Linked DNA regions of Mus musculus: regions 2 and 3 are each linked to region 1. The links are chromatin loops, found by intact Hi-C in ENCODE. Cell type or tissue: left cerebral cortex. All regions are shown on one strand.

Region 1 (8,000 bases):
CTTCAAGTTACACAGTGACAGAGGTCAGACTTGCACCCCGGCCTGCTGCCTCCCAAAGCAAAGATCTTAATGGCTTTTCTACTGTGTTGTTTCCACAGACAGACTCAAATTATGTCCCAACTCAACTATGAAGGAGGCAAGTTGCTTGATCTTCTTCAGCAACTTCTATTGCTCTGTTCTCCCTCTTCTTCTTTTTCTCCCTCCGTTTTCTTTCCTCTTCTTCTTCCTCCTCCTCCTCGATTTTCTCCTCCCCCTACTTGTTTTGGGGGGACAGGGTCTCCCTTGTATAGCTATGATTGGCATGAAACTCATAGCCCCCTGTTGGAGCCTCCTGATACCTGGGGTTGCAGATGTGCACCACCACTTTTAGCTTTTAGTTGTCTTGTACTTCAGTCTCTCCACAACAATATTTTCCTCAAGGAGAGAATGTACCTGCAATTAAAGGATGCTCAATGGCTTTTAAAGAGTAACAGCTGCTCTTTGGAGTGGCAGTGCTACCTTTGCCAAAAGATCTCTTTGCAGGGTAAATGAACGGTGGTATGAGCCATGGGAGAAAATGAGCAGAAAGAAAGTAGTAAGGGGTGGGGCCCAACCAAAAGAACATGTAACAAAGCAAGGGACAAGTCGCTCTCTCTTGTGGCTATACATTGTATTTCACCAAGAACTTGGCAGCATTATAATCAAGCTATGGTTTATGGGCATGGAAAGCCCAAGAATTCATTGTCCTATTTCAGGGTGTCCTGCAAAATCGTAGGGTTTCAAAAGCACAATGTGCAAGAGGTGTGGGTGTCATTTATTTGTGTGTAGAACCAAGCTACAGGTGCAGAGGTATGCGTTTTCCAAAGCATAGGCCACCAGGGCCTGCAGACATTAGCTTCAGGCTTTTCTTCCACTGTTGGGTCCTGTGATCGCAAAGAATCTGAGAACAGCTTCACGGTCACCTGCAAATGTCAGTTCCAGTCCCACAGGTCGCTCTCCTGAGTGTGCATGTGTAGCTTTTAATGGAAAAGAAACATCATTAGGACCACTCTGACCTTACGGGGAGGACATGAAAGCAGAGTTCCAAACCCAGGCTTTACTGTTGGGATTATGTTTAAGAGAGCAAGAAAAACAACCCCAAATGGCTTACTATATAACATCCAGATGTTTGGCATCACCCACCCCAGATGAGGAGATGACTTTTTCATGGTTCATCTGGAGGCTTTGGCCTTGCTGTAGACACGCGGAAGAGAGCAGCTGTCTAAGGGGCTTGCTCAAGTGGCCTTGTCCTGGCTCTCCCTGATCCTTTCAGAGGCTGCATCTTAAAGCTTAGATGCGGCAGATGAGCCCAGGCTTGGGGACCTTCTCTAAGTCATCTGATGATTGGCTCCAGCTAGACTATTGGTTCTCATCCTGTGGGTCACAACCCCTCTGGGGTCACAAATCAGATATTTACGTTATGATTCATAGCAGTAGCAAAATCACAGTTATGAAGTCACAGTGAAATAATTTTATGATTGGGGGTCACCCCAACATGAGGGGGACTGTATTAAAGGGTCACAGCATTGGAAAAATTGAGAACCACTAAGCTAGCCCCAATGCCTGGTGAAAGAAATAGCCCCCTTTTCAGTCAGATATTTGACCTCTTTCATTGTGGGAGAGCTAAGGTAGTATGCCATTAAAACATGCTTGTGGGTGCTTCTGTATGACAGCCCATGAAGTACAGTCAGAAGGACACAGAGAAGATCTGCCTGGCCCCAGGGCAAGGATGACATGCAAATGTGGGAAGCATCCCAGGGTTTGGCTGCGATGGGTGAACTCACAGCCTTAGCGGATGTCTATAGGATATCAAAGCAGCCCACATTCCAGCCTGGCAGAGTTGGACTCATGAGTGCCCACCTCTAACAGTGGTCCTATGGACCTGTGATGGCTTCTAATGTAGGTAGAATCAGTTTCCCTTAAAAGTGTGGCCGCCGGTAGGCTGACCATGTTTTGTTGGATAGCCCCACATCTATGAGTATATATATATGGTCAGCATGAATTAGACTCCGTGAGTTACTAAAAAGAAAGCAAATAAACCGGTTAGAAAGATGGGAGGGGTGACTAGGAGAAGTTAGGGGAAGGAGGGGGAGAGTATGGTTAAGATACTATGTGTAAAATTCTTGAAGAATTAATAAAATATTAATATATGTTTATGGGCTTTTAAAAAGCGACAGTTTCACAGTTTCAGCCAGATGGTGGTGGCACACATCTTTCATCCCAACACTTGGGAGGCAAAGGCAGACAGGTTTCATGTGAGTTTAAAGCCAGCCCTGGTGTATAGAGCAAGTTCCAGGACATCCAGGGCTACGTAGAGAAAGCCTGTCTTGAAAAAAAAAATTAAAAGTGACAGACAGATGTGCATGTGTCAGCTGGCTTTGTTTACCTCTGTTTGTTCTCAGCTGGATGCGGTAAGCATGCCTTGCTTTAGAATAAGGAGCCTAAGGCCTGCTTGGTGGAAACTGCTTGTTGAGCAAGTATGGAAATCTCTGTACCCCCTGTGGGGAAACCCTTTCAGTCCCATCACTGATAAGCAAACCTGGTTGCAGAGGGTTCTTACACATATAGAATTCCACTGGTCCTCAACTTAGACTGCATTAGTCACCTTTCAGACCGACCTGAAAACAAAGTCTGCCAGGGGAAGAAATCATGGCCCCAACCCCACCCGCCAAAGAGGACTCCACCTCATCTTTACCTAGGAAGCAAGAGCATGTTCAGGGCTCCTGTGGGTGTCATCAGTTGCACTTTTTATTAGTTGGAGCTTTTGTTAAACTCAGAGTCCATGAGGCATTGTACAGTACTGCAGATCAGAAACTTCACACTCCTTCCTGCTGGTTTTCTACCCAGGGCAAGAGTGATGGTCCTCAAGGTGCTACAAAAATCCCTTTAAAAAGTCATGTTCACTTCTCAATATAAAAAGCTCTTCCTGAGCTGGTGTGCCCCCCACTCACGCCATCCTTCCAGAGCCTTGGAAGTCTCTTCTGTTAAGGTCCCTAGACACCTATATCCTAGTGTTTGTTACTGGCTCCTGGAGAAAGAGAGAATGTCTTTTCTTCTTTGTCAACCTGACCACGTAGTAAAGCTATTACCTATTAACTATTAGTAATTAATTGAGGCTAGCTACATGAGCTCCATGTCTGTATAAATTTATATGTAAACATGTACGGGTTATTGGCAGAGAAATGCAATTAGACCCTGGTAGAAGAAGAAATTAGAACAATCCTCTTAAGTCTTCAATAGGACCCTCCAAGAGGACGAAAGACCTGTCGGCCACTTGGAGAAATGGGGTATATTGCGTAGAACCATGCAAAGCACATCTTGCCTTTGCCTTTCCGAAAAGGGAAGGGAACTCCTAAGGGGTATCCTCAGCTCCCGGGAACTCTGCATGTACACATCCTGAAATCGCCTTTACAACCTTCTCTGCCTGGTGTCTACAGTCAGGGCCATGTGTGTGCTGTTTCAACAAGGCTTTTTTTAGACCATTCCGGCAAGAGAATCAAATAGTCTGAGCACCTGTAGGTTTTCTATTGCTACATACCAAGTCAACCCCAAACAGAGATTTTATACAAGCCTTTATCACAGTTTTTGATAGTCATGATCACAGTGGTCGTGGGTCAGGGTCAGATGTTTTGGGGGGGGGGTACCTTATCTGACTGCTTGACTTGCTCAAAATGGAAAGCAGCCTTTCCTGAAAGACAACACCCCCCCCCCCACACACACACATCACCACCCCAGAATATTCAGTTAAGAAGAGGCACTAGTGGCTTAGCCTTTGCAGAGGCAAAGAAAAGAGGTGGAATAATTTGTTCTTGATAGCAATATGGCAGGGGGTAGAGAACTCAGCTTGAAGTAGCTGAGCCATAGCAGGGGAGCCGAGCACAGAGCAGACACTAATGTGGTCAGACACCTGTGATCAGCCGCACGGATCATGGCAGGCATGAAGCTCTAGGGCAGCTTTCATGCAAAGTGTGACACATGGTGAGACTGCACAGCCTGGGCCATACCTGTGCAAATGCAGGTATGATTCTAACTAGTCAACATCTTCATTATTTCCCAGGCCTGGCAATAAATCTTAAGACTTCTGTGGGGAGGTTTTGAGGACATCTGCTAGGAGCGCTGGAGGAAGAGGTCTGAGCTACACTGGTAATATTCTCAGGGGCGACTGCAGAGTTCCCTCCAACAACAACCTTCCCTATTTTTAGCCACACTTAAATAATATCCAGAACTGGGCTAGAGAATGGAATGATTCAGTCACCACCTAGAATAGATTCCTGAATAGACACATCCCGGCAGCATCCATGGCAGGATAACATTATCCTTACCCTCAGCAAACCTTCACCTTCTCAAGAGAGATGCTCTACCAAGAGGAACCCAGCCCTTTGTCCATAACAAAGGGCTTTGCTGATTACCTGGCCTGTAGGTTCTCTCTCCCAGCCTGGCCTGTGTTTTACTCCCACACAGATTTCCAGGTGTGCCCCGAAGTCTGCTTTGTAGAACTGACTGGTCTGACCCCTTCATCCTTCTCATCCCTCTTCACCCATCTATGCATGTATGTATGTATCCATGTATGTATGTTTGCACGTATGTATACATGTATGTGTGTATGTATGTATGTGTGTATGTATGTATGTATCAATGTATGTATATATATATATTTATGTATGTATCGTATCGTATCGTATCTATCTATCTATCTATCTATCTATCTATCTATCTTCAAGACAGGGTTTCTTGGTATACCCCTGGATGTCCTGGAACTCACTCTGTAGACCAGGCTGGCCTCCAGCCTAGAGATCCGCCTGCCTCTGCCTCCTCAAGGCTGGGATTAAAGGTGTGCTTTAGTTCAGCCTTGCCCTCTTTATCTAAATTAGCTGAACCCAGGTGTTGTTTCTGGATCTGGCGTGTCCTCCAAACGCCATGCTTTAAGGCTAGGTGCTCAGCAGATGGCGATATTGCTAAGTGGTGGGGACTAATAGAAGTTGGGGTTTGGAAGTTGGGACCCTTGGCCTCTTTCCCGTGGGTCATTTTCTTCCTGGCCACCGTGAGGTAAGCAGCTTCCTCCTCCACACGTTCTTGCCATGATGCGCCTCCTCACCACAGGCCTAAAGCAACCAGTCCAACAACCGCAGGCAGAAACCATGATAAATCTTACCTCACACTGGGCGTGATGGCGCACACCTTTAATCCCAGCACTTGGGAGGCAGAGGCAGGCGGATTTCTGAGTTCGAGGTCAGCCTGGTCTACAAAGTGAGTTCCAGGACAGCCAGGGCTACACAGAAAAACCCTGTCTCAAAAACCAAAACAAACAAACAAACAAACAAACAAACAATCTTAACTCAGATCCTTCATCACAGTGACTGATCAACACAGGCTTCCATTTGATTCAGGGGGCCCAATGGGCTCAGGATGGATACAAGGAAAAGATGCTTCTCTCGTATCCCTGCTAGTCTCTCTTCCCTTTTGAAGACCTTTTATGAGTCACACCTGTGGAATCTATTCTTTCATGTACAAGGACACCTTAAGTTCTGGAACAGAACAGACATTTCTAGGGACCATTTTGCTGTCTAATATCAACAGAGAGCCATTACTATGCTAGCTTTCCATTGCTGTGACTAAATACCTGGGAAAATCAACGAAGAGAAGAAAGGTTTACTTTTTTTTTTTTTTTCATGGTTCCAACTGTTGGTTTTCATGATCATTTCACCCTCTATGGCCTTTGGGCCTCTGTCAAGACAACACAGTGAAGTGGAGAGATACGAACTCTTGACTCAGTCTTTAGCATTTGAGAATTGAGAGGACATTAGCGATCAAAAGCAGTTTAGACGTGGTGGCTCATGTATGTAATCCCAGGACTTAGGGAGCTGAAACAGGGGGATTGCCGCTGAGTCAAGGTCATCCTGTGCTATATAGTGAGATATAGTAAGACCTAGGCTAACCTGGGCTATAGAATGAAATTCTGTTTTTAAGAAAACAATCTGTCTTAGCTAGGGTTACTACTGCTGAGAAAAACCACCAAGGCCTAAAGCCACTTTGGTAGGAAAGGGATGGATTTCACTCACAGCTCCATCATCAAAAACAGTCATGGCAGGGCCTCAACACTGAGTAGGAACCTGGAGGCAGGAGCTGATGCAGAGGCCATGAAGGGGTGCTGCTTACTGGCTTGCTCTGCGTGCCTTGCTCAGTCTGCTTTCTTGTAAAACCTAGGACCACCAGCCCAAGGATGGCACCACCTACAATGGGCTGGGCCCTCTCTCACCAATCAGGAAATGCCCTATAAGCTTGTCCTCAGATAGATCTTATGGAGGCATTTTCTTAATTGGGGTTCCCTCCTCTCAGATGGCCCTAACATTTATTATCTCTAGGCCTGGAGGGAGTGAGGAAAGGAATGTTTTCCTGGACATAAAGAGGCGTGGTAAGGAGACCCCTATGGTGGTGGCGATAAACATCAAGAGTTCGGTCTCTTCTTGCTTTGCAGAGAACTTCTGAGAGCATCTACCAAAGCAGGAACTTCATAGTATGAGCTATGAGTTCATGCTTGGCCTTAGGGGGCCCTGTAAGAAGGGTTAGTCTATCAGAAGAGAGAATGAATGTAATAATGTAGGGATGTAAGAGTCCAATATCTGGAGCCAGATTTCCTGGGATCAAGTCCAAGTGCTACTACCATTTACTGGCTAAGGGACCTCGGGCAAATTATTTCAACTCTCACTTGTCCCTGTGTGTGAAGTAGGGAGGCCAGTAGCACACCTAGCTCGCAGGGTGGCCATGAGGGTTTAACCAACTGGCATTGGTGGGTGCTCTTAGCGCAGTTCGTAGCAAGTGCTGTTGCTATTATGCGTTAGAGAGGTTGAAAGTGGATCTCAGCGAGAGCCCACTTCATGCTGCGCAGAGAAAACGAAAATGGCTTCAAAGTGGGCGCTATGAGGTCAAACACTCAGAACCATAGAGCTTCGCGTCACACCACCTGTTTCTTACAGTGTCAGGTGATGCTAGTGGGCTCCCCCCCCCTCCAGATTGTGGAGCAAACAATTTACATATTTAAGAAGTACATCAGAAAAAGGCCACTGAATGTCCAAAATATTCTGCCAAATTGAACCAAAGGAACAGCCTGTGACGGATTTAAAATGTCTTCCCTATGTCTTTGATACTTCTGACTCCTTAGCTCTTTGCTCCCACTCCTTGCTTCCCCTCTGAGTCATAGCTAAACTTAGAGGTCGCTTCTAATGAACTGAATAAAGAAGAGGTGATAGTTTGCTACTTTGGGAAGTAAATCATAAAACCTACTGTGTCATCCTCTTACCTTTTAACAGTTGGAATTCTCCAGATAATCTCTGTGTGTGTGTGTGTGTGTGTGTGTGTGTGTGTGTGTGTGTGTTCACACTGAGATGAATGGTCCTATGTGAATCTTGGGACTATCTCCTCTGCCTTCATTCCCTACCCACATGCCAATCTTCTCTGGAAACACCCTCACAGACACACCAGGAAATAATGTTCCACTGGTTGCCAGGGCATTCTTCAGTCCAGCAAGTGTACACTACAAATGCACCACTTTAACTCTGAAGAAAGAAATTGCCATGTCCTGAGGAGTCTCAGGAAGCCTACAAAGGGGCCTATATTGGGAAGACCTATGTCGTGCAAGCAGCCTTGGAACAGCTCCATCTTGAATACCAGCAGTCTGTTCCTCTCCACTAGATCACGACATTTCCTCGTCCCCGACTGTCCTCATATGCAGAAGATCATTTGTCTTAGTGTCCGTGTCTCATGCAGAATTCTCTCTTCCTGAAGGACATAATGGGGGATATTTGCATATGCTATCAATATGCTCTGTCTTTACAAAAATGCTCTTTGAAATTGAGACGGGAGTTTAGTTGCAAGAAGAAGGTTCCATTCTGGATCCAAGCCAGTTAAATGTAGGAACTTGCCCAAAAGGCTCCATTATAAGACAGAAATTCTTTGGTCCCATGGGTCAGGGCAAAGTGATATAA
Region 2 (8,000 bases), 210 kb after region 1:
TTTTTTTTTAAAAAAGCATTAGTCATATTAAAATTAACTAATCTGCTTATGAAATTGCTACATTTTGGAAGAGAACATTTACACGTGTTCTGTTTGTGAAAGCTGATCAGACATGACTTGTTTTTCTTTCTTTCTTTTTTTTTTTTTTTTTTGAATGTCTGTTATTTGTCAATACGAAGCTTTAGAAACGAACAGATGGATAAGCCCATCTCCTCCCATTTGTATGGCCTCTTGTTGGATGTGTAGAAATAGAGGCCCAGTGGTATCTTTCTGAGTAACCACAGGAGACTCAGGGCTAGAAACCAAAGGCGGTTAAGAGCAGTTTCTTATAGGTTATGGTTCTGATTCTTCCTAAGGAAAGGAATTAGCGTGGTGTGGGAGCCCTTACCCCAGAATCAACTGCAAAGGTAAGCAAGAAAGACGGAGCCTAGGAAATGACAGTGCAGTGCTGGGGAAGGTGTTCAGAGGGGACTGAAGGGCACTGGAAGAGGAGATAAAAAGGAAGCTTTCTGAGGACTGTTCTGATCTCCCCCCTCCCCACCCCCACCCTCCGGCTTCTGTGTTGCCTGAAAGCTGCCCTTAACTCTCCCCATAGAAGTTGACTGCCATGGTTCAGTGTTGGCACCCCTTCATTTGCAGTGTTGAGGTGAAGGCAGTGCTGAGTGCAATGATACAAAATACAATTGATGAAGACAGAGGTTGTGTGGGCAGCTGCCTTAGGTGTCTCACTGCCCCCTCACCCACTGTCCCTTATGCTGGTGACGGGGTATCTGGGAAACTGCAGAAGATTTAAAAGTTAGAATTAACCAGAGAATTCCCTGTGGTGTGATGGATGGTGCCCGGTGTAGCTGAATTCCCTTCCAGAGGCTCAGGACCTCCTCAAGCTCACCTCGGCAGACTTATGGGCATCTGTAACACATGGGACATGGGAAGTCTAGCACCTCTTCTCAGGGGACTGCTGGCTCCTGTGAATATAACTAGAGCCCCGAAGGCTTCTCCTGTTGAGAAGGTACAAAGATTGTCCCATGGCTACTACCTGGATCAGGAGAATCACCTGCCACTATACTGAGGCTTCTTTCGTTCTGAAAAATGAATATTAGATAATTTTCTCTGTATGTGAAAAACACCAGTGTCCTATGCAAGCCTAAAATGCACCTGTAGATCACCAAACATGGCCTTTTAACACCAACAAAACGTATGGTAAGCCGTATACATACATACATACATACATACATACATACATACATGTGTATGTACATAGGGGACATGATAAAAGAATGGTTAAATACATAAACCAGAAACACAGTCATTCACTATCATGATCATTCACACATTGAATGTGATAGAATGGGCAGTGTAATAGATTTGTTTGCAACAGTACCATCACAAGCAAGCAATACAAGGTGTTATGACATCATATCATGACATGAAATAATGTGAAATCGATATGGATTCTAATAAACTATTATCCTAAGGGATCCGCACTAGATATTCAGTTGCTTACCTACATAGTATGAGTTGAGTACTGTACATTATTTTATAGTTGAGACACTCAAGGCAGGGCGATGGTAATGAACTCAGCTACAATGACAGACAGATTATGGATTTGAAACTAGAAGTCTAATCCCTGAGACCAGCTCTTAACGACCATACTGATTTTCATGATTCATTGATGATTCCAATGGAAGAGGCAAGGTGCTAAAGTGGGCACAGCAATCGAGGGACTTATGAGGTAGATTACTGGATGGAAGGACTGTTCTTGAAAGTGTGAATGAACAGTGTTTAAAGTGACAGAAAATATAAACAGAAATCAAAGAACTTTAGAGAAGAGTGTAGAAGAGTCAATATTCAGATTATTAGATGCTGGAAAGAGAGAGGTGGAGAAAAGGGAGATTTTGTTGAAGAGAAATGAGAGAAAAGAATGGCCTTAACCACCCTGTGACCTGACAGACAAGGGTGGGTTTCAGCACCTGCCACATCAACCTCTCCCACCCCTGATACTGGAGGAATTTGCTAAGAAAACCACCATCCCTGCTGGCCTCACCTTAGGACATTTCTCTGTTCAAATAGACATGTGCCAACAGCAGGTGCATGTGTGCATGTGTGGTGTGTGTGGGTGCATGTGGATATGTATGTATGTATGTGTATGTGTGTGTGCAAGGAGCAATGGATCATAGAATAATAAAGGAATACAAAGGAATAAGGAAAGGGAGGCAAAAAGAAGAGTACCAGAGAGTCAAACTGGCCTCCTTGCCAGGACATCATAGCTAAATGGGCAGGGGGTAGGGGTGTCATTGTAGAACTCAAGAGGAATGTGTGCTTCTAGATCTAGATGAGGCTAGAGAACGAAAACCCAGTTGCCACCTGATCCTGTAAGGCACCTTTTATGGGAACACAATCATGCCCACAATCATGCCCACCTACTCACCAGCTGCCCTGGCTGCTTTTGCCCCATGGCACAGGCAAGTAACTGCACCGGAGGATCACAGGTTATGTACTGCTTGGCACTTTCCAGAGTATATTACCTGACTGTCAACCTAGGTGGATGCTTCTCAGTCAACATATGTGAGGACATTTTAACCCATATCTTTCACCCCATCACACTCAAACAAGACTTTTCATCTGTCCTCTATCTCATGTCTGTCCATCACTGGTTTCTAGTCAGAATTCATCTTCCACGAATGTGACTCCGCTGAGTTGCTCAGCTTCTGAGTTTGTATGTGAATGATCAGCAAGGCCATCTCACGTCTCTGCGTCCTCAGAGGTGCCATCTCTTATAAAAAGAAATAGAACTTGACCTTTATGGTAGCCTGACAGAGTGATGAAACCAGGATCCACAAACTATGGACTCATACCCCTGCCTCACATGGCATTCATAAGATCCTGAACTTGCAGAAAGCAAACAGAGACCATAGAATGAAGGAGAAAACATAAATCACCTCTATAGCTGGGACTGGGTTAAAGCAAAGCTGTCTTCAAGACAACTGGTCAACCACTGCGCAGTTGAGTCCTTTGCTTCATCCTTGTGTTCCCTTCTTCAACAGTGCACCCTGAGACAAAAGGAGGTGACTCCCCTCCTGCAGAGGATGATGGCTTGGCTGGAGTGTTTGCTTTGCTGGCATGCTTTTGCTCCTTTCCAGCTAGCTGAGCTCACGAATCACTCGTGCTCATTTGCAAAGCCCATATGTGAGACAAAGGCCAGACAGTTTGACTCAGGGTAGAAGGAGGGAGTAAAGAGAGGGAGGTGTGGAGGTCAGGGATGCCTGACCAGACTGAGACATCATCACATTAGGTCACTGTTTATAGAGAGAGTTAGAATTAAACAAAGGACTGTCTTCTAGGCTTTTTGACCTTGGACGTGGCTCTGTGTTTCATTCCTGGAATGCCATGCAATAAACATCACAGAGCACATGATGTCACATTCCCGGAGAAGCCAGGGAGTATTGCTAGCCTTGAGTTCTAGGCTCTGCCACATGATGATGTGAATAGGCAGTATTCTTCCCTCTAGCTTTTTCTTGTTAGCATATCTTCTGGTTTTGTCTCTTTAATGTATTCCCACACTTGTATCCGGGAGGCATTCTTATCTCTTGAGAATTACCCCACAGTGGGGTTCTCTGTTTCCATTTGGCCAACAGCATAAAACTCAAAGCTCTCTACACTACAATGACTTACCGTTCATCCTCCCTCCAGCAACCCCTTAGCTCACATTCCCACAGAGACAGCATCATTATGATAAAAAAGCAAATGCCCTTGTCACCTCTCTGCAGACAAGAGAGCAGGGTGTGGCGAAGCATCCTCAAGGTGGTTCAGGGACTTGCCAAAGGTCACAGAGCAAGGAGACTGCTAAGAGAACATAAAGCTTGCAATCCCATGAGTTTCCCATTACACCACAGCTGCCCTGCTGATCTCTCCCATCTGCCACGGAATTTTCAAGAAGAGCGGAGGCCCTTCATGACGCATCTCCCCATACTCCCCACATTTAAGTGACTGTTACAATGGAGGCTCTAGGGAGGCATGGGCTGCTTCTGTTCCTCAAGCCCAGGTGTGTGACCTCAGTGCTCACCCTACAATTGACACTCAGCAAATTCACACTGGAAGCTTGTCTATCTGTTAATCAGCTCTCTGTTTGACTTATTCTCCCAGTTAGCCTTGAAGTTGTTTGAAGGAACCAGTAGTGATCTTTTTCCCTTAATACAGGGCCAAGCTAATACCCTCAGCCATTGCCTCCAAGAAATTGAAATGGAAATAAAATACAGAGTTGGAGATGCACCCACCCGATCCACTGAGCATCATTCTCTCCATGGCTTTGGCCTCCCTACTGTCAAAATAGATCCTTTCATGCTTCAGCATGGTTGACTCCATTGTTGACATTCCAGCTCCCTCAGCAGTCCCATCTGGCAGTCAGATTCTATATCTGTGTTTTTAAATAAGCCAGAAAACACTCATCTCGCCTGCTCCAAATTAGTTTTTTCTTCCATGCCTTTTCTGTCTCCTGGCCTGGTGCCAGTCTCCCCTTCCTTTAGAATTAGGAGACAGTGCTGTGAGTCATATGTCCTCACCTTGTTAGCTCGTCTCTTCTGGGGACTGATTCTCTTGGGGTAGCTCCTACACACGCCACACTTTCTTCTTCATCATCTCCAGGTTGTTAGTGTCATGGCCGGGAAGGGGGATGGGGGGGGGGGAACAGGCTACCTTGTCACATGAGTCCTCTGTTAAGGTGATAGAAGGAAACAGTTTCTTGGCCACGTGTTCAGGATGTGACTAAGGGAAGCCAGAATGGATTGCGTCAATCTTGCAAAGGTGTGTTCTGAAATTTTTAAACTAGTAAAGAAAGCTGGCCTTGCTTCTTGCCCACCTCCCTAGGTCTCCCCCCCCCCCCCCCCCACCAAGTTTGAGTTTTACATAAATACTTGTGATTAAGCCATCTCTGAGCTCTGTATAAGGCAGCAGCCAGCAGGAGTGTTCTCTCTGAGGTTACCTATTTTGGGAGGCTCTCTCTCAGCTATGCTCCAACCCCATTTTCCTGAACTGTCCCTCACAGCACGCCCCATTTTGTACTGGATTGCTCTTTGCTTGCCTTCCCCTGTCTCATCTGACTGACAGTGCCTGAATCTTACAGGGAACCAGTAGAAGACTGATGAGAAGATAAACAGGGTATTTTTTTTTTTTGTCTTGACACCATGTTTTTGTTTGTTTGTTTCTCAAAGATTCCAACAAAAGGATCGCCCAGGTACATCAAAAGCAGGAATTTCTCTGTAGGTGGCTGCTATTTTTCAGATTTTAAAATCTGTTTTTTTTATCCTTCCTGATCTATTTCTATCTATTGCTTTGTAGCAAGTTCTTTCAGTTATTAAGAATTGGGTGGTGAGCAGCGCTCAGACACCTTTTCCCAGCACTAAGGGCACAGCTGAGGTCTCCTGCAGGGCTGAGCTCGCTGAGCTGGGGTAAGAAGATGGACTACAGTTCTTCACCATTTTCCTCCTCGAGGTTACCCATCATCACCTCTTAACCTACAAAGCCTTTGCTTGTTCTGAGAGAGGTTTTATTGGAGGGCAATCCCTGGTCCGCAAGTGTTTACCATGCCTTAGTTCTGTCACACTTACTGCTGTGCCAAATCAAGTCTTGCGGCCAAGTTCAGCTGCAAAGGGACCACACAAACACATCTCACATTCTGTGGCACCTCTTGTCCTTGCTAAACACATCTCTGTCTCACGTTCAGATTGAACTTCCTTACCTTGACTTGTTAAACAACAGGAGTAGCCGGATGCCCAGTGCCCCAGCATGGTACAAACTAGAATCCTTGCTTCAAGAAGTGTATATTTGATGCTGTACTAAAAGAGCAAGAAATCACAAGCTTCAAATGGTCTGTGCATCTCACGTAAATAGGAGCTGCTCTGGTGTCTGAAGCAAACACAGATTGATTCGTGGTCTCTGTAGAGAAGTCAGTTATTGATTGATGCCAAATCTATGTGGAGGATGCCACCAGTTTTCAGCAAATAAGGTGCCCTGAGGATAAAACCTAGTTCCAGTCCTCATGCATGGCTGGCTATTTGTCGTGACTATCAGAAACTATACAGCCACTTTCTCTTAACTCACCTAAATGATCATCCAAAAAAATGTCACCAATAAGTGATAGTAGCATCAATTAAAATAGTGTCTCTTATAATGAGGATGTCATACAGCCCACACCAGTGACAAACTCTGCATGTAGCTGAAGATCACTTTGAGCTCTTGATCCTCCTTCTTCTCTCTCTGACCTCGGGGGTTACAGGCATGTACCAGCACCAAAGTGGTACATGTGGTTTATGTGGTACTGGGCATCAAAGTCATGATCTCAGGCATGCAAGACAAGCGCTCTACCAACTGCACTACACCCCCAGCCTCTAATGAGCATCTCTTAAGCAGCAACAGCAATCTAGAAGTCAGGCAGATTTGCAGGCTCTGCCTATGCTCATTGATTAAGAATCTCAGGGTGTGCTTTAGCAGGCAATGCTGAGGTGCTGTGCGTACTTCTGAGAACCAGTACATAGGTCTGTGGTTTTCACAGAGGTGACTCAGATGAAGCAGGAACATGTTGAGCATACCTTATCTAAAATGCATGGGCCGGAAGCCTTTCAGATTTGAAATTTTTGTAAGATTTTGGAATATTTACAGATTCATAATGAGGTATCCTGGGGACGAGACTTCATTTATGTTTCATGTATACCTTATACCCATAGCCTAAAGGTAATTGCATTAGACATTTTCAGTACACCTTTATTTGCAATGCCACATGTCATATGAGACCAGTTGTGGGATTTTTTTTCCCACTCACAGTGCCGGTGTCAGCATTGAGAGTGGTTTGGCTATGGGAGGATAGTATATTTTTAATTTTGAGATGGGGAACGTTCAGTCTGTGGCTCACAGGCCTGTCTTCTGATAAATTTTACAGCATCCACCCTAGCAAGCAGGGAGAAGCCAAAGGGGATGGTTTTGTAAACATGTTCCAGAGGGAAGAAAATTCCCCAGCTAATGGCTGTAATTTAGACTTGGTGTGTTGTGTGCACTCATCGAGATGCGCTGATTCTCTTCTATAGAAATCATCTCGTTTCTGAGCTCTCGGTTTCAAATAACCACAAGCAAAGCACGGTAGTGAAGGATTTACTTCTGCATGCTTCCAGGCAGAGACAGCAGATGAGATACAGGAAACTTGAATCAGAGAGACAGTGATCACACATATTTGAAGAAACTTTCATCTCCAACTCTGGGTTAGAATAATAAAAAACTTCTTCATTTTGGAATGCCAGGTCATCTGGTAAAAGGCCTGACTGATGCCATTTTTATTTTATTGACCAAATTGATAAACTGGTTTCTATATCTCATAGGTGTAAATATATTCCAGTGAAATCTTTAGGGTTAACAGTGGTGGTGTGGGTATTCGATCACTAAAGGGTTCTTGTCCTGTGGATTTTGTTTTTGTTTTTGTTTTTTATAACTAAATAGATGTAATTTAGAAGTAGAGATTACATCTTATGTGGTCATCTCTCTGATTCAATGATAGCATATATTCAAACTTATACCAATGAAATAATAATTGTGTAAAAAAATTCTATGTTCATCTCCTCATAATTTATTATATGAAAAACTACAGACAATCCAAGTATTCAATAATGCCGGGTTATTTTTAAAGACTGTATTCACATATAGCTGAATAATCTAAGAATTTTGAAACTGTAGCTCATCAGAATCATAGAAGAAATGTATTTGCTTACCATACAAATCATTAGAAGAAAGTTTCAAAACACTAGGTCCACTGACTTTCATGCAGGAGGACAGCTATTAAAACGGAAGCTAACAAATATCAATAAAGCTGTGAAAAATAGAATTTTTATGCACTGCTGAAAATGTAGAATACTGCAGCTTCTATGGAAAACAGAATGGCATTTGCTCAAAATAGAATCATGGATTTGCCGTAGAGTATCGCAAAGAATGTGATCCTAGAGTTCAGCTCCTAGCTACAT
Region 3 (8,000 bases), 200 kb after region 1:
GTTTACGAAGCCACCCAGTCCATAGAGAAGAAGGAGTCTGAACTGACTGATAGAAACCTGAACCACTGTATTGTGAAGAAAACCACTTCCTTCAAGACTTCACTGAAGATGGGGCCAGGAAAGAAAGTCTTGAGGCTTCTCTTCTTGACTTGATAATCCCGAGACAGCTTTCTTTGGGGCTGTCTAGAACTATCTTTCTCCTGAGGGGGGTCAATAACAGGGGTGACGTTTTAGGTTGAGTATATTCAGGCTAGTTGGATCTTGGAGCCAGACCAAAGAGACTGGGGGTTGTTTTTCAACATCTCTGTAGCTTTTGTGTCTTTCCTGCTCTGGGTTTAAAATGCACAAAGGGAAGACATGATAGTGAACTTTTTCTTTTAACTTTAATGAATTCTTAAAAATCTTTTAAGTGATATATCATGTAGTGTAGAAAAATGCATTCAGAAAACATATATGGCTCTAGGATCTATCACAAAATGAAGGACCACTCAGGTCAAAGAATAGAATTTCATCAACACCCAAGCAACCCACTTCAGAAGGCACTTCCAATTTATAACCCATTCCCTCTTCCCCGAGGATAACCACTGTCCACTCAAAAACATGAGCTTAATTTTACTTGCATTTGCACGCATACATGAGTCATACCTTAAGCATGATTTTGATCTAATTACTTTAAATTACATCACATTTGGAAACTTCCAGGTGTATTTGCATTTAATGGGAGTTTGTTTAGTTTTGCTGTTATTGTAGAAATAGAAAAGTAGGGGGTCTCCTTTCCCCCATCATAAAGGACCATGGCCAACATTCCTCTAATGAAGAACAATTGGAGAAAGAAAAGGATAACAAATTAATTCGATCACAAGTTACATGGTGTAGGAGACTTCCGACTGAAGATCCTAAGACCCAGAGCGTGAGGATTGGGGAAGATGGTTAAGCCCTTGCTATGTAATCATGAGAATCATAAGGAAAATTCCCAGAAACCCTCATAAATGCAGGGTGGCCATGGAAGCCCACGTATAATTCTGAACTCCAAAGGGCAGAGACGGGAAATCCCTGGAGCAAAGTGCTAGCATGACTAGCCATATTGGCTAGCTATGAGTTGACTGAGAGACTCTGCCTCCACAAATAAGGTGAAAGGATGATAAAAGATGATTCCAGACTTCAACCTTAGGCTTCCGTATGACCATTCCCATATGCAAAAACATGCATACAAACACATGCAACACACACACACACACACACACCTGTATGTAAGTCCCATGTGCTACAATTAACTTTGTACACTCAGTAGATTGTCCCCTTTACTCTGACTTACAGGGATCCAATGTAGAGCACTTTTACAGCTAGTACCTCAGCTGCCATTAAAAACCAAGTCAAAAACCACAGAAGTATTCTCCTGTGTCATCTTCTGGGATGGGGATTGGCAAGCTATAATCTGTGGCCCAAATCCATTTTACCACCCGTGACTTTGATAAGAAAATTGCTTTATAAGACACAACCTTGCTTATGCATTTACCTAATGTCTATGTCAACTGTGAGTCAATCCTATGGTCCAATAAAACCCAAGATGTCTAACACCTGACTCTTCAGAAAACATATGCCACATTCTCTTCTAGAGTATTTATTATCTTTCCTCCACATTTGGAGTCAATATTTATAGAGAAAGAGAGTGCTAAAGTCAAGATATGTTTTCCTATAGAGATATCAAACTGAACCAGTTCCATTATTGAAAACATTGTCCTTTAGCCATGGTACCATAATTTAATAAGTCAAACCAGATATACACATATGCAGGGTAAGTCTGTTTCCAGACTTTCAGTCCTTACAATGGACTAGTCCATAATCATTTCTGTTAGCAATGTGTGCTTGTTTCAGACCTGGGGCCTATGAGTTTCAGGCACACATTCCGCTGCTAAGCAATTCCTCAGTTCCTGATGCGCTTTTATAAGGGCACACGGTGGCCTCTTAGTTTTTTTCTTTAGCTATGTCTCTGTTGGCATGACCCTATTCATTTTGGAATCAGCTTGTCAATGTCGTCAAAACAGCTTAGTCTTGGGTTTATATCTTATTGACTCTTTAGATCAACTCTTTAGATAGGTTTGACTTGTAATGATCCATTCCATTCATGAAACATCCCACTCAAGAAACATCTCATTCATGCAAGTGATACAGTGTTCAATTCTCTTAGATCTTCTTTGATTTCTCTCATCAGCATCTATGTCTTCTGATTTTGGTTATCATGTACATGTGTTGATAAGTTTGTCTTTAGGTCACATGTAGCTTTTATATAAGGGGGAAACCGCACTAATTAGGCACCAAATACTATGCCCTAGTGAAAATATTGTGGACACCTAAAATGATCAGTCCTATTTTAAGAAAAGATCTGGGGTGGGGGTGGGGTGAGAGAAGATGACAGGGCTGATAACAGATTTCATCATGCTTGCACACACATGAGCATGTCCACAGAAGTGTATGTCCTATCGTTTGGAGTGCCTACTGGTGTTGATACCTAAGCCCAAGTGCTTTTAGGATTGTTTATCAGAACTGAAAAAAAAATGGCGTAGGAAGTCAAGATGCCTGGGTTCTTAGTGTCATTCTTCATAAACTAGCTGTGAAACCTGAGTCAAGGCTCTACTGAAGTTTGCTTCATCTCAGCTTCTGCACCATCAAGAATGAGTTATCTCCCATGCCCTTTGATTTACAAGCAGGGAGAAGGGAAAGGTGTTGGTTCCTAGTGTTATTGCCAAAGTCAGGGATGTCCTGAAGATGACTGATGGTTCTGCCTGTCTGGAGATTTCTAAAAAGAAAGATGTCTCCCCATTGTTTTGGGAGTATTTTCAAACCCTTTGATAAAAAGCAAGGCTTTTAAAACACATGTGTGTGAGAAAGGAGATTCGTATGGCAAAGGAATGTACATCATGAATCCAGAGGGAACAGTGGGGAGGACAGGCTGGTGTCTGAAGTAGAGTGGGCTTCCAGGGTGGAGTGGGTGTCAGGTGTGGAGAAGGAGCAGGGCAAACTCAGAGGACACAGAAGGAAAATGAAACCCACAGAATCCTTAACTTCATTTATTTAAAAAATTTCACAGAAATGCTATATTAGGGCTTTGCCTTTGTTGTCTCTGGAGAAAGCATTATGGTCAATGGAAAAAGATGTCTAGTCATTTTTTCCCCTTATTGTCAAGAGCGGTTGCTCTAAGTGGGCAGTAGTAGAGTATAGCCATTTCTGTTGTTCAAACTGCAAGCTCTTGCTTATGTAGCAAAATATTCTGGCTAGGATCTGTCTTCATCACTAATTTCTGTGACTCGATCAGACTCTGTTCCCCAAACATCCAAGCATCTGGGGCAGGCTCAGAGGGTACACGTGGAATTCATATCTGTAACCTCTGAGTTTTAAGCTATGAAGAGGCATGGTCCCCTTCTTCACCCTCTATCTCACATTCTAGTGTAGACTCCAAGGACTTCCAGTCCCTAGGAGAACGGCACAGGCACATGATGCAAGGAGCAGTCTAGTCTGTTTTCCAAAATCCACGGAGCCACTGAAGGTTGGAGGCTGTTACAGTAGCTAGTGCCATCCTAGCCAGTATAATAGAATACTTGAGACTTGGGAAGTTATAAATAACAGAAGATATAATTTCTTATTATTCTAAAACCTGTAAAGTCCAAAGACAGGGTGTCAATATGTTCATGGTCTAGTGAGAATCTGGTCTCTTCTTTCTTCTAAGATATAGCATCCTCAAGAGGAAAGAACTCTGTGCCTTCACTTGGTAAAGTCACAAGGGCCCACGAGAAGAAAAGGACCAGGGGATATGTCACCACTATTGTGTTATAGAAAGACAGGACATGGGAAAGGGAGACAAGCAAGGATTTCCCAAACTTTAAGTCACTGGGGAATGTTCAGAGTTCTTATAAAAATAGGGCACACACACACACACACACACACACACACACACACACGCACACACACACACACACACACACAATGTCTCTACATAATATCAGGGCCCAGTAGTTTTGCACTCTCTCAATTTGCATTCAAATTTCCCTGAATTGGCTCATGGCACACTCGTCAGTGGGATTCAACATTCAACAACAAGTAAGCCTTCCCTCGCTCTTGGCACGTCTCAGTCCTCCCTCTCCCCCACGCAGCCTCGTCCCTGCTGCCTTCTCCTTCCCACAAAGCTCATTTTTGGCAAAATGGTTTTTATAAAGCACACATTTTAACTAATTAAGTGTAATCCCACGATCTCACGTGCCTTCTCCCACATCCCCTGACTCACACACTCCCCCATCTATGGGAATTCTCCCTTGTGCCTCCCAAAAGAATGGAGTGCGCATGCATACACTCACACAGCACACAATCCTGTCTTATACGTAGCAAAGTTATTCACAGAGTGTGACAGTTCTCCTGATTTTCCTTTGGCTTTTTTGTGATGCAAGATGGAAAATGATTTTTCCAACATTGCGTGTCCTCTGAGGAACTAAAATATGCAGTGCTGGGTTTCTTTTGGCAGCAAAGTTGCCTGTGATCCTAAGTCGACACAGATCCTGAACCTACAGAAATAGTCCCTCTTGATCCTTTCTAGCAGGAGTTTCGAGGATTGGCTTCATACCCATTAGAGGCCTGGATAGCAAGAGCATTATAATTCACAGCCTTCGTTTTATTGGTGGGGATATCCATCTACTCATAGGTGTCTTGTCGCCTCTAAAGCTCACGTGGAAATCTGAGCTATGCCCACCATTCACATGGGGCAGCAAGCACATCATCTTCTCAGGTTATTACACCAGCCACTCGGTAGTGGGAGAACCATTCTCTGTCGGTGAAATGAAGGGGACTTGTGAGTGCTCAGAGCAATACCAGCTTCAGTCCTCTAGCGCTGCACCACTGAACACATTTTCAAGACCACCCAGTATCTCCCCTATTCTTTGGAACGGCCCCCCAATGCAGTAGACACTTGAACGAGATCTGAGGTTATCCAGACAAAAGGCATATAGGATGATTTCAAGAGTGTGATTTAGTAAGGGCAGGTAAACAAACACAGGGCTGAATCTATTGTGCTAAGTACACTGTATGACTTTTGCTACCACTGTGCATTCATTTCGGAAGCATTGCCCTAGAAGAAAATAACAGCGGTGGCAGCAGCAGTGGCAGCAGCGACACCAACAGCAGCCAACGACTGAATCACTGAGGGGGAAGGCACCAACAGCTATGCCTCCCAACTAAGGAACATCTTACTCAACCTCCCTCCTACTCACCATCACTGCCTGTAGGTTTGGAACCAGGAAAGACTTTAAAAGCTAAAGATAACAAGCTAATAGGATGTTAAAGCGAAAGCAGCCTCACAGCCCAGCTCCAGAGGTAGTTTGTATGATGACGTTATTCCTGGGCTCCACACTTCGTTGCGTGGCTCCGATCTGTGGCACTTTGCTGGGCTTACAAGTGCTGTTATCCTGAGAACTCAGAAATTGCTTTTGGCAGAGGAATCAAAGCAGGCATATCCAGCCTCTTTTTTTTCTTCTTCTTCTTCTTGCTGTCTCTTTTTTGTTGCCAAAACATACGGTTCTTGGTTTTATGGGAAACTTTCCTTCCAAGGAATAACTCGAGATGGTGTGATAAAAATTAAATGGTAGAGGAAGAGAGGGAGACAGGGAATCATGGAAAGTCAGATCTAGTCCTGTGCCTGCTGCTAGGAATTGTAATCCTCGAACAGGGCATTTATTTGCTTCTAGTCTTTACTTTTTCTACCCCTGAAACAAGAAGAGCAGACTAAACGCTCCCTGAGGTCTTTAACTATTCTGTCACTCTGTACATTGAAAATATTGTTATTTCATTTTAGAAACTACTTGTTGAGACTATAGTTCCATTGTAGCCACTTCAAAGGGCACGGGGGAAGAGGTGACTGGTTCACTTTTCTTCCAAGAGCAGACCAACATAGGAGTGAAGGGTCTAAGCTGCTAGAATTCTGCAGGGCATGTGTGACTACAGAGCCGTAGCACAGATGGGTGCTTTACCCTCCAGATCCACTCTTGACCCTTTTCCTATGAATCAGGACCTGCTACTTCAAATGCACCTCCCACTGGTCTATTTGGTTATTCTGAGCTGAAAGCCCTTGAGCAACAGTAGATGTGCACAAGGCTGTCTGACCTACCTCTTCCTCTCTAAAGTACTGAGTCAATTTCTGGTAAGAAAGATGCCTTCCCTGTAAGAGGAGGGGATATTCTGATCTCTAGAAACAAGTATCTGATGCCCAGATGAATTCTTGCAAATAAGACTAGAGCACTCCTCCTTATCTTTTATAAGTGTTTCCTCTATCTGACTCCTAGTTGTGTATCCACAATTTACTGCCAGAGCTCCAAGGCCTTTTGCTTCTGTGCTGTCATATCCCCACAGTTGACTACCCTTTGCTGAGGTGATATGTACTGCGTCAACCCTATTCAGTGCTTTTGATCTTCATTTCTTCTCTGTGAAGATTCCTGTACCTGTTTCCAGAGAGAGAGAGGGAGGGAGAGGGAGAAGGAGAGAGGGGAAGGAAGGGGAGGGGAGGGAGAAAGAAAGCATCAAATAAAAATCTCTGTGTTTGTGTCATTAATTTATCAGTCTCAGTCCCCATCAGGGAACCCATTATTTCTTTTACTGGGAGAATAATGCAATCAAATCTCAATGAGTATATTGAACACATTCATTCTTTCTTTCTTTTCTTTCTTTCTTTTTTTTTTCCTGTCCTTGGCCTTGTGACAGTTTTGGTGTGTCTTCTGGCCTCAAGTTTCTATGTCTGATCCTGTATCCTTTCATAATTTCAAAATATGGTCCTGTGGATGAACCATCCTCAGATCTGGACTGAGCAGAGGGTGTCTTCTATTTTCTATTGACCTAATCAAGGCATGGGTCTCACCTTTGAGTTGTGTGTCTCTGAAGATGATGAGCAGAACAGTTAGATCAGAAAAACTGCCAGAGGAAATGAGAAGTCTTGAAATAGTTGTATGTAGCCATCTCATGCAGGATCAGATGGGCAAATGCTTTCAGGGAGCGAGCCAGAAGCCCAGAGACATGGAAGATGCAAACATTCAAGGAGACTGGAAGGAGGGCCCGATGAGAAGTGGGGTGGGATGATGAGGCTGGAGGAGAGTCACATAGGAGACCATAAATGATCTATATGCAAATGAATGTGTATTCTATTCTCAAGCCAAAGGAATTCACTGATAAGTACTTAGAAGCCACATCACCAGGAATGGCTTTCCAAACATTATGCTGGTGTTCAGTGTGGAAGAGAGCAGAACTGGAGGCCAGGAGATTGACTGACAAGCTCTTCCCATGACTAAGAGCAGGGCGTAGGTGAAGGAATTTGGTGCAGGTGAAGGAACAGTAAGTGAGGGTTATGGGAACTGAAGAGAACAGGGAATCTGATGAAGACCCAGGACAGATGTCAGCCTAGATCATACCCAGTCATTTGGGTTCGGCAAATCGGTAGTTGGTAAAAATCATTCATTTACCAGAATAAACCATAAAGGAGCAGTCAAATCCAATCACTCTTTCTTAGTCAAGAACCCTCACGAACATCTTCTGATCATTGGCCTTTTGCCGCCATTCAGCAAGCGCGTTGATTTTCTCTGATGGATGAAGGTGGTGTTACCATCTGTGAGGATAATGTCAGCATCATCTTGCTTTTGGAGAAATAGCAAACGGACCCATACTCAGTGCAGGCTCAGAGTAAACCATCAGGAAAGCCTATCACCCACACCAGTGGCCACATCCAATCCAGTCCCTACTGCAGACATATAATTTGTTTGCACACTCACCAAATCCCTTTTGAGTTTATGACTTGTGTGTACTATTGGTTATCTCTTGTGTGGGCAACTGGCAGCCAGCTGTGTGAAAGAAGAGCTGTATCTTTCAAATTTGTTTTCTTTCTTTTCCTCCATTTCTCTTTCCTCCCCACTCCTTATAGTCTTCCCCCCATCCCTGTATGTGAATAACTAGCATTTCTACGAAGAAAAAGTTAA

The links. Peaks named below come from ENCODE experiments on the same cell type or tissue, not always from the same donor. Only the 100,000 strongest peaks of a DNase experiment are listed, where the experiment ranks them.
Region 2: it touches region 1 in a loop (2.8-fold over the local background); 4 of 42 quality-filtered maps call a loop at or near these places.
Region 3: it touches region 1 in a loop (2.1-fold over the local background); 9 of 42 quality-filtered maps call a loop at or near these places.

Annotation. Positions count from the first base shown.
Region 1 is chr13:43,871,128-43,879,127 of GRCm38, forward strand. Gm23117 (a small nuclear RNA gene) reads left to right here and starts at 1,675; the gene lies at 1,675-1,782. In left cerebral cortex, a CTCF peak has its summit at 4,969 (motif pointing right); a DNase peak (open chromatin) is centred at 4,145.
Region 2 is chr13:44,082,525-44,090,524 of GRCm38, forward strand. No RefSeq gene overlaps it. Among named protein-coding and RNA genes, the nearest start is that of Gm33630, 13 kb to the right of the region's middle. In left cerebral cortex, no CTCF peak of the experiment used is centred here; DNase peaks (open chromatin) are centred at 3,615, 3,969 and 4,464.
Region 3 is chr13:44,069,082-44,077,081 of GRCm38, forward strand. No RefSeq gene overlaps it. Among named protein-coding and RNA genes, the nearest start is that of Gm33630, 27 kb to the right of the region's middle. In left cerebral cortex, no CTCF peak of the experiment used is centred here; DNase peaks (open chromatin) are centred at 4,278 and 5,267; H3K27ac peaks cover 1,613 bases.